Linked DNA regions of Mus musculus: region 1 is linked to region 2. The links are chromatin contacts, found by Hi-C or POLR2A ChIA-PET in ENCODE. All regions are on one chromosome and are shown on one strand. The core of a region is the stretch at or near the end of the contact, and the rest is flanking DNA. Distances in the headings are between cores, read along the strand shown.

Region 1 (6,128 bases), core at 2,695-5,194, 37 kb before region 2:
AGTAAGAATGTGAGAAACTACAGGACTTCTATCAGGTAAAGGCAGAAATAGGAAATTCCCAATCAATTAGATTAGAAAAGAAAAAAAAAAAAAAAAAAGGACTACTACTGTTAAAAAATAAGTTCCTCGCTGATGTCTACCTTGAAAACACTAGAAGCAGAATCTCTGAATGTGACCCTGGTGCCTAACATGACTTTAAACGATCCACTTGGTTACTATTGCAAATACTGTTTAATCTGTAGCTCACAAAAGTACATTTTTAACGGAAACTTCATGAGATTATTTTTATTCTTTAAATTCTATTTTATGTGTGTGGGTATTCTGTTGACAAGTTATGCAGGTACAGTGTTTGTAGAAACCAGAAGAGGGTGACCCATACCTTGGAACTGGAGTTACAGAGAGCTGTGACTCACCACATGGGTGCTGGGAATAGACCCCAGTTCCTCTGCAGGAGCAACTAGTGCCATCTCTCCAGTTTCTATATCCTTTTTTCTTTCTTTTTTGGAGACAGCATCTTTCTATGTAATACTGACTGTCCTAGCTCTCATGATATAGACCAGGCTGGCCTCAAACTCACAGAGATCTATCTCTGCTTCCCACCTATCTCTATTTTTAAAGGCTGGCCTAACAAAGAACCTGAATCAACCTAATTGGCCACCAACAGATGAATGGATAATGAAAATTTAGTGTGTGTATACACACACACACAAACACACACACACACACACGATAGATTACCATGCAGCTTTAAAGAAAAATAAAGTTTAAAAATCTGTAGAAAAATGAATAGAATTAGAATATATAATATTGAACAAGGTCACACACTCTCAGAAAGAAACTGCAGTTCTCTCTCATATGCAGAATCTAAGCAATGTTATTTGTAAATACAGAAATGAAGGTGCATGTGGGTACAGCATATCATGAAGAAAAGAGAACAAGAAAAGCTATATATAAGGAGATGAGGAAGGACTGGACGAGAATGGATACAAACTATGAAAGGGAATATAAGCTGATTGTTTTTCTGGGTCTAAATCTGTCATGGGTTTTTTGGGGTTGGTGGTGGGTAAGTGTATAAAAGCGAATTCAGTACTGAAAGTGGAGCTCCAGAGCTTCCGTTCTGAATGAACACCTACCTCTCCTAACCATACAGAAGGGCTGGAGGTAGGGCTCAGGAGAGAAGTGCTCATTCTTGCATGACATAACTTCAGTTTCCACAGAGGCTCACAAGTGGCTGTAACTCTGGACCAAAGGGATGTGATGACCTTGTCTAACCTCCACAGGCACCAGATATGCATGAGTGCTCGCACATGCATGCAAACCCTCTTAAATATAAAACAATAAAAATAAATAAAGCACATGTGAACGTTTACTGTGCAGTTCACTGAGTTGTACAGACTTTGAGTCTCATTAATTTTGATGTGTGATGTTTTTATTTATTTGCAAGGGGTTTGTGTTTTTACAATAAAGTCTACTCAAAATAAATAAATAAATAGATAAATAAATAAATACTCACCTAGTTCTTACTGAGCCTCTCCCAGGCCTACAGCTACATTTGCTACACCAGTGGAGTTGGGAAATGTAAGAGTGAGGGCTCAGGTCCAGCATGGTGGTACATTAGTTCTAGAATTTAGGAGGTAGTAGCAGGCAGATCTCTCTGAGCTCTGAGCCAGCCAAGACAACACAGAAAGACTTTGTCTTAACATAAGCCGCCAGTGAGCAGCTCTTTCACAGCCTCTGCTTCAGTTCCTACTTCCAGATTATCACCTCAATTGCTTTCATTGATGAACTGTGATATGGAGCTGGAAGTTGACCCCTTTCCACCCCAAGGTGCATTTAGTCATGGTGCTTTGTCATAGCAATAGGAAACCCTAACTAACACAGCTCTTTACTAACCTAACTCTAGCATCTGGAGCCTTGATTCCTGTAGAATCATTAACACTCCTCAACTTACCATAGGACCATACCTGGAAAACCTCATGATAAACTGAAAATAATAAAGGTGTTCTGACATGATACCACTGAACATCAGCATTCCGGGGCTCCCTGGGGTCTGAGGTTTGTTTTGCTGCCTGGCATTTTGAAAGAATCCTACCATTGATCCTGAGCCTGGGAAAATACCAAAATTCAATATTCAAAGAAAGTTTCACTAAATACAAACGATACTGCTTTCCTAAAAACCAAGTTAACCGGGGCTGGAGAGATGGCTCAGTGGTTAAAAGCACTAACTGCTCTTCCGAAGGTCCTGAGTTCAAATCCCAGCAACCACATGGTGGCTCACAACCATCTGTAACAAGATCTGACACCCTCTTCTGGAGTGTCTGAAGACAGCTACAGTGTACTTACATATAATAAATAAATAAATCTTTAAAAAAAAAACACCCAAACACATACATAAAACCAAGTTAACCATCTTTAAGTTAGGAACCATCTGTAATTGATGTCTACTAAGTTCCTTTGAGAGTTAAAGACAATGTCTGTAAAGTGAAAAACACTGTGTCTGGTGTGGGTAGACAGAAAACAAGCCATTATTTCCTTTACTGCCACCTTGAAGTTTTCAAGACATCTACCTTCCTCGATGTTACAGTAAGTCGCTAATGAATAGCTACTGGACAGCTTATTTTGGTCAGTATGTCTTGGTCACTAACTTCCAAGAAATAACTAGATCTTTGCACACTTCCATTCTCTAACTGTGATTCTCAACCGTTTCATTAAAGCCTTTGGCGTGCCTTTTGGAACACAGCTGAGTCTCCATGCTCCAGAGATCTGATTTAATTGGTCTGCTCATACTGTAAAAACTTCTCAGGGGAACAGAGTTTGAAACAAAACTGATAGCAAACGCTGTCTCCAAAACACATCAGGAGGACACAGACACCCTGTCTTCCAAGTTTAATTAGAACCACCATCTTTTCCTTTTCCTCCCAAGAAGGAAGTTTCTTGCTTCTACTCCAGAAGATATCCCTGGGGAACCATATTTTAATCCCAAATCTTTAATTCCTTGTGTGCTTCTCCATCACTGCACATCGACCCTGCTCCTCAAAATGGTTCTGAATTTGCAAGCCTAGTTTCATTGCAATTCCTAGTTTGTGAATACAAAGGTCGATGGTCTGGTGACTCTTGAGGCTTTCAGTAACTTCTGCCCATGGCAAATCCGATTCAAACCAAATAACTGTAAAGGTATTGCTTGAAAGGGCAAATACCAAGTACTGGCCAGCACAGTGTGGCACCATTATAAAAAGAACAATCTCGAGAGGTTATAATTAACTATGTGTTCTCAGTGTGCTCAGCGCACTAGCCAGCGTTGCAAACTGGAATGAGGAAGAGTCGGTTAGTCGCTGATTAATAAGCCAGTTATTCTCCGAAAGAAAGCCATTAAAAGAAAACGTGAAGGGCGCTCGCTACCTTTTATCCTTTCCAGAACCTAAGTCCAGTAGCAAAATGTTTTGTTAATGCAAGTTGCAAAAATCTCAAGTTTCTTTAGCCAAAGGCACTGGGGGGTGTGCTGGGTGTGAGCTGCTTTATCTCCGGATTTAACAATTCCTGGGTAAGGCTTTGTGGGCTGTGCTGCCCCCAGGGCCTCGAGCTCACCCTAGCAACTCTCTAACTCTGGACTACACCCCTGCCCCGAGGCTTCCGCCCCAGTCTCCCGCCTCGTGGCTGGGGGAGAGAAGTCGGCGTCCTGAACGCGCCCTTGCAGCCCGCCCGGCCCGCCACGCGCGCAGGGACAGCTGCGGGCTCGGCGCCCCGGAAGACGCGGTCACGTGACACCGACCTGCCGGTCCTGCCGCTGCTTCAGATGCACGCCGGCCACCGTGGCCGCCGTCAGCAGCACCGAGAGGCCCAGCACTGCCTTCGAACTCCTCGACATTCCCGCTCCCGGCCGCGGACTCGCTCCCGCGCCCGCCCCCGCCGCCGCCACAGCCGCCGCCGCCGCCGCAGCCGCAACGGGCCAGGCTCGACCTCTCGAGCGCAGAGCCGTTGCAAGTGCTATCGTCGCCAGGCTCTAGCAATCGAGCGCCGAGCGTAACCCCTGGCCCGCTTCGCTGCTTCTTGGGAGTGGCTGCCTGGGGCCCTGGCTTTCCTATTTGGGGACCGCCTTCACCAGGAAGTCGCAGTGCTGGGCTGCTTTGGAGTCGCGAGGGTGGGGTTGGGAGTGCCAGTGGAGTATGTACGGAGGACATCTGGTCGCTATGGGGCGACTGATCAGACCCTAAATTTTCTTAGAGTCTAAAAGCTGGGTGGTTGGTTTTTTGACAAGGTATTGCTGTGCAGCTCAAACTAGCTTCAAACTCGCAATCCTGCCTCAGCCTCGGCTACACCTTGTTGCCTACTAAACTTCTGTTGGGAAATGCACTGGGTCAGGCAAGGATCCGGACATGTTTAGCTCCTGTAATCTTAAGAAATGGCGTTGCCCGGCGTGGTGGCTCACGCCTTTAATCCCACCACTCCCGAGGCAGAGGCAGGCGGATTTCTGAGTTCGAGTCCTGCCTGGTCTACAAAGTGAGTTCCAGGACAACCAGGGCTATACAGAGAAACCCTGTCTCAAAAAACCAAAAGAAAAAAAAAATGTCGTTGATGCCCTTGGAGCCTTTCAGGAATGCTTGTAAGATCCTTGTGTCAGAGTAGTTCACAAGAGGCTAAGGATGGTGTCATTTGCACTTACCCCTTAAATTAAAAAAGAGACTTGGCTTCCCAGAACTTTTAAGTATTTGTGATGCCAATGAAGAATGGCATATCAGTAAATCACTCTTACCCAGGAAAGTACACATTCAAAGCTGCTGCTGAAAACCGATAGACAACAATGATAAGGCTCATTCAGGCCTTGATTAGGTATTCCCAGTGTTTCCCCAACATTCACTTCGTCTCAGTATGCTTTGCTCTTTCGTTCTCTGTTAAGTGAACCCAAACGGCATGAAGAAAATACTATTATGAACAGTTAGCATACTGCATTGGTTATATCTTTGGTTTTTTTTTTTTAATTAATTTTTTTGGTGTTTTTTGTTTGTTTCTTTGTTTGTTTGTTTTGACAGGGCTTCTCTGTGTAGCCCTGACTGTCCTGGAACTCACTTTGTAGACCAGGCTGGCCTCAAACTCAGAAATCCGCCTGCCTCTGCCTCCTGAGTGCTGGGATTAAAGGCATGCGACACCACGCCCGACTTTAATTTATTTTTTAAAGAATCTAGGTTTATTTATTTTTAAAGATTTATTTTATGTATATGAATACACTGTAGCTGTACAGATGGTTGTGAACCTTCATGTGGTTGTTGGAAATTGAATTTAGGACCTCTGCTTGCGCCAGCACAAAGATTTATTTATTATTATACACACCAGAAAAGGATATCAGATCTCATTTCGTGTGGTTGTGAGCCACCATGTGGTTTCTGGGATTTGAACATAGGACCTTTGGAAGAGCAGTCAGTGCTCTTACCTGTTGAACCATCTCACCAGCCCAGGTTATATCTTTGAATGTGAAAATAGAGTTTGGGACCAGTGACTTTTAGAATGAGAAGAGATTCAAGTTATTTTTGCATATTTCCCTAAGGAAAAATCATGCCACAATACTTTTTATTTATGATAACCCCAGACTTTTCATCCAGTAAATCAGCGAGTGTAACAGCTATGAATGGCCTTGGAATGACACCAGAAGTATAAATGACCATGCATTCTATTGTGATTAATTTTCCAATTTGTCTTCTTTAAATGTATTTTGTTTTTAAAAATCTCTTATGCTAGGCAGTTGTGGTATACACCTTTAATCCCAGCCCTGGGGAAGCAGAGGTAGGCAGAACTCTGAGTTCGAGGCCAGCCTCGTCTACAGAGCTAGTTCCAGGATGGCCAGGACTACACACAGAAACAATGTCTCAAGAGGAGGAGGAGGAGGAGGCAGCTGTAAGTGTTGTGTCTAAAGTGTAGGCCAATGATTACAAACCAAAGCAAGATGTTTTTTATAATTATTATTACTTACCTTAGTAGCTGAATGACTGTGTGCCATCAGATCCTGAAAAGCAACTTATTTATTTACTTTAAAATAGTTGCTAGAACATCTAGTTTGGGTGTATTTTTAGGAGTGGGCACTGTAATTAAAGAAAATAGTTTACTGGGCAATTGGAAACGTCTACTAAGTAAGTCTT
Region 2 (5,814 bases), core at 13-2,512:
TAAAGGCCATTCCAAGGCGGAAGAAGGCAGGGACAGCCTCTGTGTGGATTCCCCGGGTCGCTGTGGCCAGGAGCGCCTCTAGTCCTGTTATAGGCAGGTGAGACTGGCGCTTCTCTGAACCGCAGACACCTGAGCACCCCTGGCCAGACGCGCCCAGACAACCTCCAGCAGTGAGCACTCGCCTGCTCACCCAGCGAAGCCGGGTTCCTACAACGATAGCTGGGCGGGTTGTTGAGCAACAAAGCTGTGGTATAGGGGCATCAGCGTACCCAAAGCGAGCAGGCCGCCCCTTGAGACTTAGTATCTTTTATCAGATCCCCCCCCCCCCACACACACACACTTCCCTCCAGGAATAAAGGTAAATAGGAAACAAATAAAAACAAAAAGCTCAAAGCTCTTCTGCGGTCTTCGCAGGCGGAGGAGGGGAGAGGTTGTATCAATTTTCAATCCCGGGCTTCCTGGATGAGTATTTTCCTGCCTCCGAATTTAAGGGTCCAGTTGTTAGGGGAGGCAATAACGGGAAAGGTAAAAGACAAGACATTCGCTTTAAATCTGCGTTCACATGAGATGCAATTAGCTTTTGTCTTGAGTCAAGGGACTCCTAGACTGTAAGGTTTCGGGGTGAAAGCTGCTTTGGTAGAACAAGCCCTATTTTCTTAGATTGAGTGGCACAGATCAGTAAAGTGACGTGCTCCAAAGATGTGGTGTTTTTAGGCTTTATTGAGGGGTGTTCTAGATGAAGGAAGCCTTAAGTTCTCAACCCCCCCTCCCTTTACCTGACAAGGATACTGCGGACCCTCCCCCCATCCGACCACCGAGATTCCAGAAAGCCTAGAACAGCCCCACAAGGTTCACAGTTAATATCTGGCTTGCTTGATGGAGACAAATCAACTTCGGAGGTGGGGGCCAACTCGTGGGAGACCCCAGCTCCCAGTCGGGCTGCATGGGGCAGAGAACCTGTGGCTTGTTTTAAAGACTTTATCCTATAAAGTGCATGTGATAGGGGTATGAAGCAGAGGGTTGATTTGAAAAATGTTCTTCCTTTTTTAAAAAGAGGAGGGGGGAAGAATCAGACGTTAAATTCTTTTGCAAACATTCATGCCTAAGGAAGGGCTGGATCAGGCAGCCCCGGCCGCCGGAACCGGTCGGACAGGTAGCGAGCTTGTTGACACCGTTATGTTGCAGGGCGCATGCTCACTCCCAAGTTTCCTGGTGCCTTTTCTATTCCACCTTATGAAACTTTTTCCCCGGCGTGGTCTCACGCGCGATTTAAGGCATAGGTGTCGCCGAGCCCGGAGGCTGCGAGTAACCTGGAGTGAGGGGGAGAGTACCGAGCAACGCGGCGGGGGGTGCAGGAAGAGGGCAGGCTAGGCGGGAAGGTGGGCTCCGGACTCCAGGAGCGGGGGGACCCAGGCGCCACCGCCGCCACTAGCGGGGAGCAGCGGGAGGAGGGGGCCGCAGTCGGAAGAGAGGATCCCACCATGCCCAAAGTCTTTTTGGTGAAGAGGAGGAGCCCGGGAGTCTCTGTCCGCAGCTGGGATGAGCTCCCGGATGACAAAAGGGCAGACACTTACATCCCAGGTGAGGAGCGCGGGGGCCGGGCCTGGGCGCGGGGCTCCCGGGTGGGGGCAGGGTGACTGCGGCCCTCCTGCTCGGGATCAGGGCTGCGGTTCCCACCCCTACTCCGTCTCGGTCGGGGTCACAGCGGTGTTGGGAGAGGGGAGCCAGGATCTAGGCTGGGAAACCTGGGACCCCCGGTGCTCTCTCCCTAGACAGGGCTAAATTGCCTGGCGGCAGGACCGTTGGTTGCAGCGCGGGCCAAAGTGGCCTGGAAGTGGGTGGAAGGCACTCGGGGTTCCCTTGCCCCCTACGTCCTCTAAACCGCTCGTGAAGGTCCGCTAACCCCTCGGGAGCGAGGCAAGACGAGGGCACACCCGCCTCCACGGGCGCGAGAGGAAACTTGGCGCGCGGGTTTCTCCGCGGCGCTTGGACCCTGGTGCTTCGTGGGTTGGCCTGAGAACCCGTCTCCCGACACCCTAAGTTAGTTCGAGGGGCGGATGGCTAGGGTAGACTCGTCTACCCTCGGGACGTCGCCCACTTGGCGAGGTGCCCAGGTCCGGGGCGGGGCGGCGGCACCGCCCGCAGGTCAAACTGCCGTGGGCGCCCGGGCGTGACGCCGCGTGTGGTTGAGTGTCGGGGTGCGGCCCCCTCCCTCCGCAGTGAGCCTGGGCTGTCTGCTCCGCGACCCGCCCGAAGACTGCCGCAGCGACGGCGGCAGTAGCAGCGGCTGCAGCAGCAGCGCCGGGGAGCCCGGAGGGGCCGAAAGCAGCTCGTCCCCGCGCGCGCCGGAGCCTGAAACTCCAGAGCTTCACGACGCCCAAGGCACCGATGGACATCTGGCAGCGATGCAGCGCCCGGTTGCCAGGTCAAAAATCAAGGTAGGGTGTCGACTCTGCCCCCGCCGCCACCTGCACCACGCCCTGGCGTCCGGCTCGGGAGCCCCGGCGCCCCTCCCTGCCGCGCCCGCCCGCGCACCGGAGCCCAGGCGCCGCGGACTAGCCCGCCACTCCTGCACCTGCCCCTGAGCCGCAGCCAGGCTCCTAGTGACCTGTCCCCTGCGCCACAGTGCCCGGGCCGCCAGCATCTTAAGCGGATCTAGACCCAGGGTGATGGCCCTGTCTGACGCCGCCCGTGGCTTTGGGAACCATTGAAGATAAAGCACAGATACCCCGCTTCAGCCGCCCACCCTGTGTCCAAAGCCAGACAATTACCTAGACAGCCCGAGATCTCCGGTAAAGAAGTGCTACCCAGGATCTTAGACGTAATGGCCTCTGACATAGTCCCTGGCACATTGAGCTCCTGCGTTTTGTTTCCCTCCTGTGTCTTAGGACACGGTGGACCTCGCAGTCACCGCTATTCCCAGCGCCCTGGTGGAGCCTGTTAGACTGGAAACTTGTTGTGCAGAGCAGTTTAGATTTGCCTTTTCTCTCAAATCTTCAAGAGTTAAATTAGTGGGTAAAAGATAAAAGGGCTCACCTGCGGATTTTTTTTTTAAGCGTTCCTACTCTAGTTGATTGGAATGTCTGTGCCCCTCAAAAGCTATAGACTTGTAGGCAACACTTTATCTGGATGGCCATCAGCACTATGTTGGGTGGAACTTCCATGACCACCTGTTCAAAGGTATCCGCTACCCCCAGGATTAAGGAATCCTGCCCCGCTGACTCACAGCCAGCTAGAGGGGGAAGGGAGGCGACATGTTTTATGCATAAGCCCCAGGTCCTAGCCTGGCCCGTTATAGCGTCACCTTGTTTATAGTAGGCCATAATTCTAGGGCGCCCCAGGGTATCGGCTACCCATGCCCCCAGACCCATGCAGGGAGGGAAGGGTGAACCCAGCCGGTAGTTAGTTGGTAAAGAAAGCGGCGGTTCCTTTTCTCCACCCCACCCCCCCCCCCCCCCCGGGCTGGGCTTCGGAGTGGGTCTTTTCTTTCCCCCGGGGCTGGGCTTCGGAGTGGGTCTTTTCTTTCCCCCCGGGGCTGGACTTCGGAGTGGGCTGGGGCGCATTTGGTTCTGAATTAGAATTTGAGGCTACAGCACCACCGGAAAGACTCGTTGCTGCGAGCTGGGTGGGGTGGGGGGTAGGGGGAGAGATAGGGGAGGGTTAATTCACAGAGGGTGCTGAAGTTTACTGTGAAGCTTGGAAAGCTTCTGGACTGGGTGGGGTTAAGTGGGAGGGAAAAAGTTTTCCTGAAGCGGATAGCTCTTGTCCTTTGGGAAATTCTACAAAGTGCCCCACTTGCATATTTATCACCAGGCTAGAAAGACAATTGTAAAGTTGTTTTTAGAGGGAAGGTAGTTAGTTCGGTTGCCCCTCTTCTAGCCTTAGCTTGATAAGGAGAGAAAGCCACATTTTGGAAGATCACTTTTCTGCCTCAGGCAGGCACAAGGATTGGAACTCCGGATTAAGGGAGTCAATAGACTAGTCACTTCCAAGATAAATTGCCTCTGTGGTGGGGGAGGGGCTTGGGCATATTTGGAGACCTTTTACAAGCAGCCTGCTCCCCACACCTTCCCATTTCCTAGGGAGTTTTTATTCCCTGAAGACATTCAGATTTCTACCCTTCCTTTCTGGTTTTTTTTTTTTTTTTTTTCTCGAGACAGGGTTTCTCTGTATAGCCCTGGCTGTCCTGGAACTCACTTTGTACACCAGGCTGGCCTCAAACTCAGAAATCCCTCTGCCTCTGCCTCCCAAGTGCTGGGATTAAAGGCTTGCGCCACCACTGCCAGGCTAGGTTTTTTTGTTTGTTTGTTTGTTTGTTTGTTTTGTTTTCTAAATTCAAGGTAGATTTCTAAATTCGAGGCCAGCCTGGTCTACAGAGTGAGTTCCAGGCCGTTCTAGCAAGGATGAAGTCCATGGCCTGGAACAATTTTGCCCCCGTAGAGCTAACTGATCATTCTACCTTCCCCGCTGGACAGTCATTCTATAGCTGAGTTGTGGCCCAGCTGTGCGTACTGCTTTAATGACTTATTTTTAAAACCTGAAGACACGCATTGGGCAGTGGGCAGTAGGACCAAAGAAAAGACAGGTCGCAGCCTGTGCCATGCTCAGAGGAAACAAATATCCAGCAGCACACAGTGTGTCTGCTATGTGCAAAGCCACGTAAAGACACATCTACTCTAGAGTGTTCTTTCCAGAACATTCTAGCAGTGGTGGTTAAAGTATCTCAGAACTGGCATTTGTAAATTCTTAGGAACTGTGCAACCTTGAGTAGTTCTTTATTGTGCTAGGCCTCAGTTTCCTTCTCTGTAAAATGAAGGTGTGTGCTCACTAACTGTGGTTATTCTCTGCTCTGGTGGTGAACAAGGACCAGACTAGAAGCACAGAAAAGATAGGATTGCCAAGAGGGAAAGGGTTCTTGCAGGGAATGGGGCACGCAGGGGTGGGGGTGGGGGATTGGTCTCAGGGTGATGTGGGCTGAGCTTTGTGATGGAGTAAGGAAAGGAATCTCTATTCTAGTGAGGAAATGCACACGTTAGGATCAGGGGTAGAGCTAGAGATGACGCCTAAGATCAGATGAGAGAGGGTCCAAGGGGAGAGCCAAGAAGTGTTCCCATCTGGACAGGGGGAAGGCTTCTGAGGAGGAAAGAGTCAACTGGGTTGTCTGACTCCTCGAAACCTCACTCTGAAATATAGTGTGGGTTAAATGAAAGAATGAGCGAGAAATTGTTCTCACTCTTGTGTAGACACAAGCTGCCCAACAGGAAATCGGCTGACAGCCCCACAGGGAAGGTTTTATCAGTGTGCTGACCTGAAGCGGGGGCACCTGAGGTTTGACTGCCTGGCTGTGTGGATATGGTGGGTAGGTCGGGGAAGAAAGCTTGGAACCAGGTTGGGAAGATGCAGTTCATCTCTATGGCTCTGACCTCCCGTTGTAGGCTTTGGGGCAGGTTGTGACGTGATCTCTTTAACTCTGAGGATTCGGTAATTTAAAAAAAAAAAAAAAAAAAACACAACCAAAAAACCAAAAACAAAAACATGCTGTGGCGAGAAGATATGTACATTAGGGTTCAATCAAGGACATTATTTGCAGACCTCTAACTGTGGGCTAGACAGACCTTGGAAATGCAGGTGCTCTCTGTCTTTTAGTCTTACCCAAAACAAATATGGCTGGCAGGACCCATGTGCAAGTAGGGACTAGTGGGTGAACTTCTATTCTTAACTCCATCTGTCCTAATGTGCTCTCTGCTCCCCTTCCCTGGGAGTTCTCCAGAAGTGCAGCCAGGTGTGGTGGTGCACACCTTTAATTCCAGCACT

What was found. A loop is a pair of places that touch in the nucleus more often than their neighbours do. ChIA-PET counts read pairs that join two places held with the same protein, here RNA polymerase II (POLR2A).
Region 1: a loop to region 2 is called in a map of left cerebral cortex, with 2.9 times the contacts of the local background. The contact joins the promoter of Pet117 here to the promoter of Ovol2 in region 2. A Hi-C loop is called at or near these places in 2 of 37 maps with a recorded cell type or tissue (both left cerebral cortex). POLR2A ChIA-PET finds 5 or more read pairs at or near these places in 1 of 5 experiments (embryonic stem cell).

What each region holds. Positions count from the first base shown.
Region 1 is chr2:144,366,799-144,372,926 of GRCm38, reverse strand. Pet117 (PET117 homolog) reads right to left here and starts at 3,944. Exons shown (of 2, transcript NM_001164813.1): 1 at 3,770-3,944. The coding sequence starts at 3,865. It overlaps Kat14 (lysine acetyltransferase 14), which reads right to left and starts at 3,892. Exons shown (of 11, transcript NM_181417.3): 1 at 3,770-3,892.
Region 2 is chr2:144,327,528-144,333,341 of GRCm38, reverse strand. Ovol2 (ovo like zinc finger 2) reads left to right here and starts at 1,262. Exons shown (of 4, transcript NM_026924.3): 1 at 1,262-1,581; 2 at 2,221-2,438. The coding sequence starts at 1,482.